Linked DNA regions of Homo sapiens: regions 2, 3 and 4 are each linked to region 1. A link is a loop called in an ENCODE intact Hi-C map of the cell type or tissue named here. Cell type or tissue: mammary epithelial cell. All regions are shown on one strand.

Region 1 (2,500 bases):
CCCCCTTGGGTACCCAAGGCTACAATGCAAGCAGGCACAGCCAAGCTGGGGCCCCAGGGGAGGCCAGTGTACCAAGGGGTACTCAGGTTGTACTGGCCCAATCTCATGGGCAAGATCATCCTGCAAAGTTCAGGTCTTACACTTCCCCTAGCACTAACGTCTCCTAGAGGAGCAAGTCAAGCCTAGGGAAATGGGCGCCCCTGGCTATGCTCCACTACAGATGCTCCTGCACCAAACCCTCTGGTCTTCACGCCAGCTGGAGTTGTGACCTTACCACTTCTCTATAAAGCTCTCCCTTCCAACTCAACTGTCCTGAGCAGGCAAACAGGTTGCTCTTTGCCTGCTCAACTCACTCCTTTCCCAGTAGTCATTGAATGCCAGGAATGAGTCCCTGTAGCCCCATGCAGGGCTCCCAGATTCCTCCTTTTTCAGCCTAGCATCTGCATCTTCCCTCCATCCACTCTCAATGCCTTTCCTCTGAAGATCTGTTAGGAGTGTGCCAGTCTTAATGTTCCAGTCCCTCAGCGACAGATGTTCCTTCTAGCTGCATCTAGTTAGCCATCTTGCCTCCAATCTACATCAGTCTTTACACATCCTTTTAATTATTTTTTAAATTGCTGAGTTAAGAAGAATATGCACATTTTAAGTGTTTTATTGCATATTGTATATATAATTACATGTTATATATTTTATAGTGACCTCCCAAAAGATAGTATACTTCTAGCATTTTATTAGGATATTTGCTTCCCCACAACCTTCCCATAAGTGTGTTGTCATAAGTCTGAATATTTAGCTAGTTTGATAAGTATAGAATGATATCCCCTTATTTTGTCCACTAATCATAGTTTACCAACCCCTGCTCTAAGAGATTCAGAAATAGCACTTACGGAAAAAAAATTATTAGGCTGAAGGGGTACAGGAAATGAAGAACCAAGAATTTTGAAGAGGGTAGGGCTACCACTTTCTGTCAGAGGGGAAGAAACAACAGAGGGAACAGATCTGACCTGAAATATAAAAGTGGTCCAGCTAGGTAGGAAGACAGCTCCCTAAGTGTGTGTACAGAACTGCCAGTAAAACAGCCCCTAGGTGAGAGGGAGGAGTTGGTCTTGATGATCAGCTCCACTAGGCCATCTGCACACTGATCTACTGACTTTCACAATGAATAACAAGGAATGAGGACTGGAACCTGGAAGGGAAGCACCCTCCTGCCATCATCCCCTCAACAATGTCCCTCTAGCACCCTCTGTTGATAAAGCTTAGCATCAAGCCAGCTGGAGAAAGAGAAATCTTTACCAGGTTCAGCTCCAGTTTCACAAAGCAGTGCACAGAATGGTAGTTGGAGCTGAGAGACAATACATTAAAAACTGATATATAGGTGTCAGATTTTTCTGGTGATTCGGCTTCATTTAATGATATAAAGGAACAAAAACTTAGTATATCACTGTAATCTAAACATCAAGTCTTAGCAGAGTTTTTGACAGACTATGGTAAATGGAAGCTATAAATGACTCCAATCCTTCCTTCCTCTCTTTACCCATGTTTTTTGCCACATGCCTTTGCAGTTCTTCCCCCTAAAAAGGCAGGGTCCACCTCCTTACCTTTGGAATTTGGAAAGCTCTCCTGTTCTGGGCTGGTTTTGCAACTTGCTCAAGCCAATAAATGTTATCAGATGTGATGCAAGCAGAAGCCTGAAATTTTATTTATATGTCTCTGCCTACCTATTGCCCACGGCCATTGTCATGAAAACATGTCCAGTTTGGCCTACTGGAGGACATAAGACACATGGAGTGAAACCAAGTCATCCAATGTTGCAAGAATGACTAGATCAACCAACAGCCTGCTGGCACACAATCATGGAAGCAAGTCCAGCCAAGAACAGCAGAGCTGCCTAGCTGACAGATACATGAGCAAGCCCTGTCATGCCACGACTGGACTAGGGGAACTCCAGAGTATAAGCTGAATAAATGCTTATTGTTGTATACTACAGAGATGTTTTGTTTATTATGCAGCATTATAATAACAACACTAATCCGTGTAACTAATACACTTTCCTTCTATATATTAATAGACGAGAGCAACATGATTTGTATACCACACAGGTTTATGAGTAGTAGATGTTTTACTATGAAAACTCAGATTCCTTCTTGTTTTCCCACATTAAAAATACACAACCTAAGCTTCTAAGTAATGGTTAGCTATACTGTAAGTCAGGGTGAAAGCTTTTCCCAGGACCATCTTTGGAGTTGCTAGACATGAGCATGAGTAAACTGCTACTGAATCTGTTAAGGCATAAAAGAGGACCTTAGCATTTGCAGACTAGAGGAGTGGTTTCTTTCACCCTTAATACCTCCAGTTTAGAAGTCCTCAGCACATGCATAGAGACGTCCAAACTTACCTACATCAGCACTTTAGCCCACCACCATCTACTCTATCTAAAAAGGTCCACCACAACACAAAATCTACATAAGCGCAAAACATAAAAGCTTTTCTTCAGCCCACT
Region 2 (2,500 bases), 370 kb before region 1:
GATGCTTTCTGTGACACAGTACGTGATCACATTTGGTAAATATTCTACTGGCAAAATAGTCAAAGTAGACTATGAATAGGAAAAGTGTTTGTGCATGATATACCAAAAGTATTTAGAGCAGAAGAGTAGTATAAAGGATTGTTATTCCAAGGAAAGGCCACTGAAGATACAAATATAAAAATTTTGCTTGTAATGCAAATATAAACTTTACAAGGATAGAAAAAGATGAGAGCAAATATGCTGAAACCAAAGCAGCATATAAGACTGTAGCATGTAAATCCAGTCAGGAAAAAGGTCTGTAATGAATATACACAAACACACAGGGTTCTAGCATTAGAGGAATTGAGCTTAGGAATCAAGGATACTTCCAATTAAAAAAAAATTAGATTTTAGAGTCAAGATACTCAGCTGTCAAAACACAGAGTAGAAGTCAGCGTAACTCTAAGCAGAAAGTCAGACTTGATTTTGAATTAGTATTTGGAAGCTTCTTATGTCTTCCCCACTTACGGCATAGTTGTTCTCAGAAGAGAGAGCAGAAATAACCTGATGCTATTCTCATTTGCTTGTTTGAAACCATTTTAACATTTTTATCTTTAAAAAAGCACTGTTATGTTTAGTTCTGTTACAATATTTTTATATATTCTTTCCCACATATGTGTAGCATAAGATTTGGCAGTGAGCTTGAACAAATTAACAGAACAGCTGTTAATCTTGACTTGTACATTTAAATACATATATTTAAATATGAGAGAAAATAAGTTTCAGGAAAAATTTTCAGTTCATATGCAAGAAACACCCATAAATAAAAATATCTAAGAACAGACTATAGCAACAAGACGGTCCAAAGTACATAGCCTTAAGTCTAAACAGACCCAGACTTCAATATCATCTCTACCACTTTGCATGGTTTTCTCTATCTTGAAATCTTCTGTGACTATTAGCTGGCTGCAGGGGACCATCTACTGTAGCACAGATAATGAAAACATGCTAACTGCTAACTCTCCTCCCTCCATATATCACATTGCAAACTTGTTAAATTCCACGCCTGTTAGTTGGTACATTAGTTCAATACACTAACATCTACTTAACCAATGGAGCTTACGAACAGCCTTCAGTAGTTCAGAGGTCTTCAATCTGCCCAACACAATGCTGAAGAACCTAGACAAGGATTTTTCAACTTCAGCACTAATGGTATTTTGCTGAGGGCTTTCTTGTGCCTTACAGAATGTTCAGCACCATCTCTGGTTTTTATTCCTTGAATGCCAGCACCATCTCACCCCTATTTACAAAGACCAAAAATGTCTTCAGAAATTGTCAATTGACCACTGGGTGGTGCAAAATCACCCATGGCTCAGAAGCACTGACCTAGAGAGAACAGAAATGGCTATAAATTTTCCTCTACCAATGGAGAGGAAGTAACCTACTTTGCAGTTGTGTAATGGATGATTTCAGGATATATTTATCATTTGGCTTATATATAATAAGTCTCACTCAGAAAAGACATGCACTCTTATTTTTCCATGTATTTTTAATATATGAGATTAAAACAAACTTTGAATTTAAGAAAGTATGGCAAACAGCCCAAATAAATTATTTCCATCTATATTAATCATAGAACACCCAGAAAAAAGTTTAATTGAACTTAAACAAAACTTTAATTTTATATGTTAATCTATTGAAGGTTATTGAAATTAATTCTAATCGCAGAATTTAGGGAGAAATATTTTGACGCTTCTTTAGACAACTTGAGGTATTTTTGACTGTCATGTCACCATTGTAGGAAATTGCTACTGCACCTTCTCACCATTCCTGGTGGTGCAAATAATGAATGATCCACTGTGGCCCATTACGAAAAAGACCATTGTCCACAATGATACATACCTTGAGGAAATTTAGGAAGAAAATACAGCCAGGCCAATCCACTCATGATCCTAGCTAAATTTTCCCCAGTTTTGGACATTGCAGCTAATCTGGGAGTGCAAACATCAATAAGAACAGACTAATCACAGTTCATTGATGTTAAAAATTCAGCTAAAGGTGATGGAATTTCAATCATAAAAGGCAAATTGTGCTATGATTTGGTATTTTAATAAGTAGTAAATAAATTAATAGAAGTATTTTACAGTCTCTAATGAGTAAAACAGGTCTGTAGCCATTAAAATTAGCCTAAAGACTCCAAGGAGGAGTACCTTTTATTAGACAAATAAAGATTAAGTCAATTATATTGGGTAATAAAACGGAGAAGCCAAATGAAGTATAACAAGCAATTGATGGTTGTGGGTTAATGGTATTCAGTATTACATGTTGGAAATATTTTACACAAAACAATTTTCCTTAAAAGGTGATTCAATCAAACAATCTTCTAAACAAGATAAACTCTTCTCTAAAGTACTGAAGATATTCAGAGAGTTCTTTAAATGCATCTTAATCTATAGATGGAACATGTTTCTCTCTCTCTCGCTTTCTCCCCTCTTTCCCCTCCCAGGCTGTTACTACTTTT
Region 3 (2,500 bases), 1.1 Mb before region 1:
GGTTTTGAGTTTTACCTTTAAGTCTTTAACCCATCTTGAGTTAATTTTTTGTGTTAGGTTTAAGGAAGAGGTCCAGTTTCAGTTTTCTGCATATGGCTAATCAGTTTTCCCAGCACTATTTATTAAATAGGGAATCCTGTCCCCATTGCTTGTTGGCACATACACACCATGGAATACTATGCAGCCATAGAATAGAATGAGTTCATGTCCTTTGCAGGGACATGGATGAACCTGGAAGCTGTCATTCTCACCAGACTAATACAGAACAGAAAACCAAGCACTGCATGTTCTCACTCATAAGTGGAAGTTGAACAATGAGAACCTGTGGACACAGGGAGGGGAACATCACACACTGGGCCTGTCAGGGGGTGGGGAGCAAGGGGAGGGACACCATTAGGACAAATACTTAATGCATGCTTGAAACCTAGATGATGGGTTGATAGGTACAGCAAACCACTATGGCACGTGTATACCTATGTAACAAACCTGCACGTTCTGCACATGTATCCCAGAACTTAGAATTAAAAAAAAAAATAGGAAAACCAACTCCTGGATTTGTTGATCTTTTGAATTTTTTTGTGTCTCAATGTCTTTTAGTTCAGCTTTGATTTTGATTATTTCTTGTCTTCTGCTAGCTTTGGGATTGCTTGGCTCTTGGTTCTCTAATTCTGTTAGTTTTGATGTTAGGTTATTAAATTGAGATCTTTCTAACTTTCTGATGTGGATGTTTAATGCTATAATTTTTCCTCCTAACCCTGCCTTAGCTGTGTCCCAGAGATCCTGTTATGTTGTATCTTTGTTCTCATTAGTTTCAAACAATTTATTGATTTCTACCTTAATTGCATTATTTACCCCAAAGTCATTCAGGAGCAGGTTATTCACTTTTTATGTAACTGTATGGTTTTGAGTTATTTTCTTATTCTTGAATTCTATTTTAATTACACTGTCGTCTGAGAGAATGGCTGTTATGATTTCAGTTCTTCTGCATTTGCTGAGGAGTTTTTTATGTTTGATTATGTGATCGATTTTAGAGTATGTGCCATGTGGTGGCACATGAGGATGAGAAGAATGTACATTCTGTTGTTTTGAGGTAGAGAGTTCTGTAGATGTCTATCAGGTCCATTTGATCCAGTGATGAGTTGGGTCCTCAATATCTTTGTTAATTTTTTGCTTTAATGATCTGTCTAATACTGTCAGTGGGGTGCTGAAGTCTCCCACTATTACTGCAATTGAAGCCTTTTCTTTGTCACCATTTCTCAAAAATGCTTTGCAATGTGATAAAATATATCCTTCTAGAGGCAGAAGTCAATTGCTTTAAACTGAAACACTCATATCACAATATGAATTATGAAATATTTTAAAATAGCATTTCCTGTTTGACCACCAGGTGGCATAAACATTGCTTTTAAGTAGTCGAATTTAAGGCATCAGTATATGTGAGTGATTATTATTAATGCTAGGAAATCATAGATGGTACTAACAAATTGTGTATACCTGTGATGTTATTTCAAGTGCATTTGAAGAGATTTTATTTGATCTCAACCTTTATCTGTATAGACACACACATATTTATATATTTATAAATAATGTTGAACATATATATTTTGAAAAAAATATATATATAATATGAATTCAGACCACCAATTATGTAGGAGAGCAGGCATCAAACAACAGAAATACCCACAAAATAAACTCTGTGTCTACCCTGAAGAACCTCGTCTTTACAATAGGGAGTCACTAAAACCCTTAAAACAGGTTAATGAGTACAGTAATATAATTATATGTAAGGTACAAGATAGCATAGACAGGGGAGATACTTTTTTTGTCTGGAGAGAGCAGGGATGGTTTCACAGAAAATTTGAAGCAGGGTTTGAAGAATCAGTACACATCTGGATTATGGTATAAGAAACACACCAGATGGGAAAAAACCTGTGCAGTTATGTTAATTAGCATGGCATGTTTTGGTGAACTGTCAGGAATTTAAAGTTGCTTGCATGTAAATAACGATAAGAGTAGAGGGAAGGCTGGAGAAGGACGAAGGGGCCACACAGTGAAAGGCTTTCTGGGCAAAACTGAGGAACATGGAGAACTCTGTCCTGTAAGGTATGGGTAGCCTGTGGGAGATTTTAAGGAGAGAATTTCTGTTATCAAAGTAGTATTTTAGAAGGGTGACTCTCTGATTGGTCTAGAGTGTGGCCTAGAGGAGAACAGAACCAGAAGGCAGTAATCAGCTAGGTGAGATAATTGTGGTAATCAGTTCAAGAGATCATAATGATGTGGATTAAAGTAGTGGAAGGGACTAGGGAAGGACAGATTCAGATACATATGTTATGACAGTTAATTTTATATGTCCACTTGATGGGTCATGAAGTATCCAGATGTTTGATCCAACATCATTCTGTGTGTTTTTTAATTTTAATTTTTATTTTTAATTTAAGTTTTAGGGTACATGTGCACAATGTGCAGGTTAGTTACATATGTACACATGTGCCATGCTGGT
Region 4 (2,500 bases), 1.3 Mb before region 1:
TGTCTCCTTTGCCTTCAACTAATATGTGGGAATGTCAGCCATAAGCTGCAGCATGCAATACCAGTACCTAGGTCTCATGACCAGGGACGGATCCCCTGTCCTCAGTTTCTCCTCTGACCTCAACAGAAACAAATGTAGGGTAGAGATGCAAATCAGAAAGTATGAAGAAAAGCTCCAGGAAAGGACAAGGTATTTTCAGCTCGAAGGATTAAATGATCCCCACTACGAATTCCTAGAGCCTAGATCCATGTTTGGCACCTAGAGTGTATCTAATAAAAACTGCATTGTAAATGAATTCATCTGTTTAAGCGCACATATATTTTAAAGAGAATCATTCTGTGTCAGAACCTAAGGCTATCTGATCTGATCCCTCCACCCAGTTTTAGAGGAAGAGTAATTGAGATCCTTTGAAAGAAGAGCTTTTTACCCAAGGCAATAAAGCACAAACCCAAGTTCCCTTAATTCCCGGTTCTCTAAACCAGGCAAGCAGGCAAAAAATAGAGTGCCTACTCTATGCTGAGTATTTTTCTAGGCATCCGAGGTATGGAGGCCAGTGGGAGTAGACTCAGACCCTCTTTTCCAGCAGTTTACATTCTAGAAGAGACAGACAATAACTACATGAACAAGTAAATAATTAATACTTATACTTTTCTGTAGTGTTAAGTGTTTTGAAGAAAAACACACATACACACATGCATGCATTGAGAGTGAGGGTACTCCTTTAACTAAGGTGGCAGCTCTTCAAGGACGTCCTCTAGATGCGGTCTGGGCTGCAGCAGCCACCCTGAGGATAAAAGCACAGCCTTCTCTCTTTTTCTCCTCCAGTCCTAGCACCTAGCATTTTGCCACCAACCTTAAGCCTCATTTTCACCACATTTTAAGGGATCCTTCCCATTCTCCCACCCCATCCACCTAGATAAACAATTATTTTTGTCAACTGCAGCGCTCACTTAGAAACCATAGAAGAGGGAAGCAAAGCCGGCGAGTTTAAACCGCTAGGTGGGGGCATTGGCCAGGACGGATCAAAAGTGTGTGCGATTGCGGGTGTGTCCTGTGGGAGTGCGGGGTGCCAGGAAACAATTTTCCCGTTATCCTAGGAGAACTGGAAACGATTAGAGACAAGTGTTAAAGGGATGGGAAGCGGGGGAAGGCCGACAGGAATGTAACCAGCTCCATGCGACCTTTCCTCTTTTAATTTCTGCTCGGGAGCATGGGACGGAGAAAAAACAAAGCAAAATTTGTTCCCCACACGGTTTTTGGCTTTAGCGGTTTGGGGACCTGTGGCTTTCTCCAGCCATGCCTCCACTGCTTCGCAGAGTCCCAGACTCCCAGAGGAATCCGCCCCTTGTAGGCAGTTTGATTTTACCCTCTTTGGTAAAGAGCTGCTTAAACACACACCGCCATCATATTGACCGGATGTTGGCAGAGTTCAGTGAAGAACCCCATTTCCTTAACCTGACTTCCGCATTTCAAGTATTCCTTTCTCACTTTAAAACACATAAAACATAGGTGTTTGCACAGAGGCGCATGTGTGTGAAACACCCAAGAGAGAAAGAGACCCTGTAAAGTCGCCTGTGCCTGGGTCACCCCTTCGGAGTAGGGGTCGCTGGGTAAGGTCCAAGTGCCAGCTCTGCAGTCCCCAGCGGCGCTAGAAGGAACCTCCAGGCAAGTTTTGGGGGAAATTCACCTGACAGGGGAGGAGCAGAGAGGGAATCAGTAGCGGAAGGGAAAGGGTGGAGATGGATTACCTGAGCGCAGCAAAACTTAGTTGAGTAGAAATAAGCTCCCGTATGAACACCGGGCACTAAAACTGCGAATTAATGTGGTTCCCTTATTATCAATTCCACGCACGTGTACGTTTGGCAGAAGCTGAGTAAGTGGAGAATAACTCTGGAACTGAAATGAAGTCAGTGAACCGACACAAAACCAGATCCTAGCGGTGAGCTGGCTGCGGAGGAACCAAAGAAAAATGAATCCTCGAGGAACCCTCTCCCATGCTAGGAAGATGTAGTTCTACAGCTGCAGCACCAAATTCGAGGCGCAGGCTGGGAAGTTTAAAGCGCAGCGCTAACCAGACTGGACACTGTCAAGGGAAGCATACTCTGCCTACAGCAACCACAAGAGATATCTCACGGAATTTATTGCAACTCAACTCTATGTAAGCTGGCAGTCAGCTAACCTTAGTCAGCCCTAGCCAGCTCTCTTGCCTGCGGCGACTGAGTCTTGCTTTCAGCATCCCTAGAGTCTTCCATCCAGAGAGTAACTATTGAAAGAGGTCCAGGCCCAGGAGCAAAGAAAGTCCTGATTTTATCTTTGCTTTGCTGAAAGAAAAACGTTAGAACACTCATGCGCCTGTCACTTTTCTCCTTTGATACAGGAAAATACAACCCCGCACTCACCATCCCACTGCTTGAGAAATCTGGTGTGGAGGCCTGTCTTGCTGCTTCTTTCAAATTCTGCTTCCTCCATCTATGGCCAGCATATATATATATATTTTCAC

The links. A loop is a pair of places that touch in the nucleus more often than their neighbours do. Peaks named below come from ENCODE experiments on the same cell type or tissue, not always from the same donor. Only the 100,000 strongest peaks of a DNase experiment are listed, where the experiment ranks them.
Region 2: it touches region 1 in a loop (14-fold over the local background); 9 of 110 quality-filtered maps call a loop at or near these places.
Region 3: a loop joins it to region 1, with 17 times the contacts of the local background. A loop is called at or near these places in 10 of 110 quality-filtered maps.
Region 4: it touches region 1 in a loop (15-fold over the local background); 4 of 110 quality-filtered maps call a loop at or near these places.

The regions. Positions count from the first base shown.
Region 1 is chr6:78,809,122-78,811,621 of GRCh38, forward strand. No RefSeq gene overlaps it. Among named protein-coding and RNA genes, the nearest start is that of IRAK1BP1, 57 kb to the right of the region's middle. In mammary epithelial cell, a CTCF peak has its summit at 1,242; DNase peaks (open chromatin) are centred at 1,220 and 1,820; H3K27ac peaks cover 1,679 bases.
Region 2 is chr6:78,435,198-78,437,697 of GRCh38, forward strand. No RefSeq gene overlaps it. Among named protein-coding and RNA genes, the nearest start is that of MIR10524, 100 kb to the right of the region's middle. In mammary epithelial cell, a CTCF peak has its summit at 1,332 (motif pointing right); no DNase peak of the experiment used is centred here.
Region 3 is chr6:77,739,207-77,741,706 of GRCh38, forward strand. The region is part of intron 2 of MEI4 (meiotic double-stranded break formation protein 4); the gene reads left to right. Among named protein-coding and RNA genes, the nearest start is that of MEI4, 87 kb to the left of the region's middle. In mammary epithelial cell, a CTCF peak has its summit at 1,383 (motif pointing right); no DNase peak of the experiment used is centred here.
Region 4 is chr6:77,465,152-77,467,651 of GRCh38, forward strand. All of the region lies in intron 5 of LOC105377864, which reads left to right. Among named protein-coding and RNA genes, the nearest start is that of HTR1B, 2.9 kb to the left of the region's middle. RefSeq lists enhancers at 1,070-1,119, 1,330-1,389. In mammary epithelial cell, a CTCF peak has its summit at 1,002; DNase peaks (open chromatin) are centred at 1,020 and 2,170; H3K4me3 peaks cover 1,166 bases; H3K27ac peaks cover 350 bases.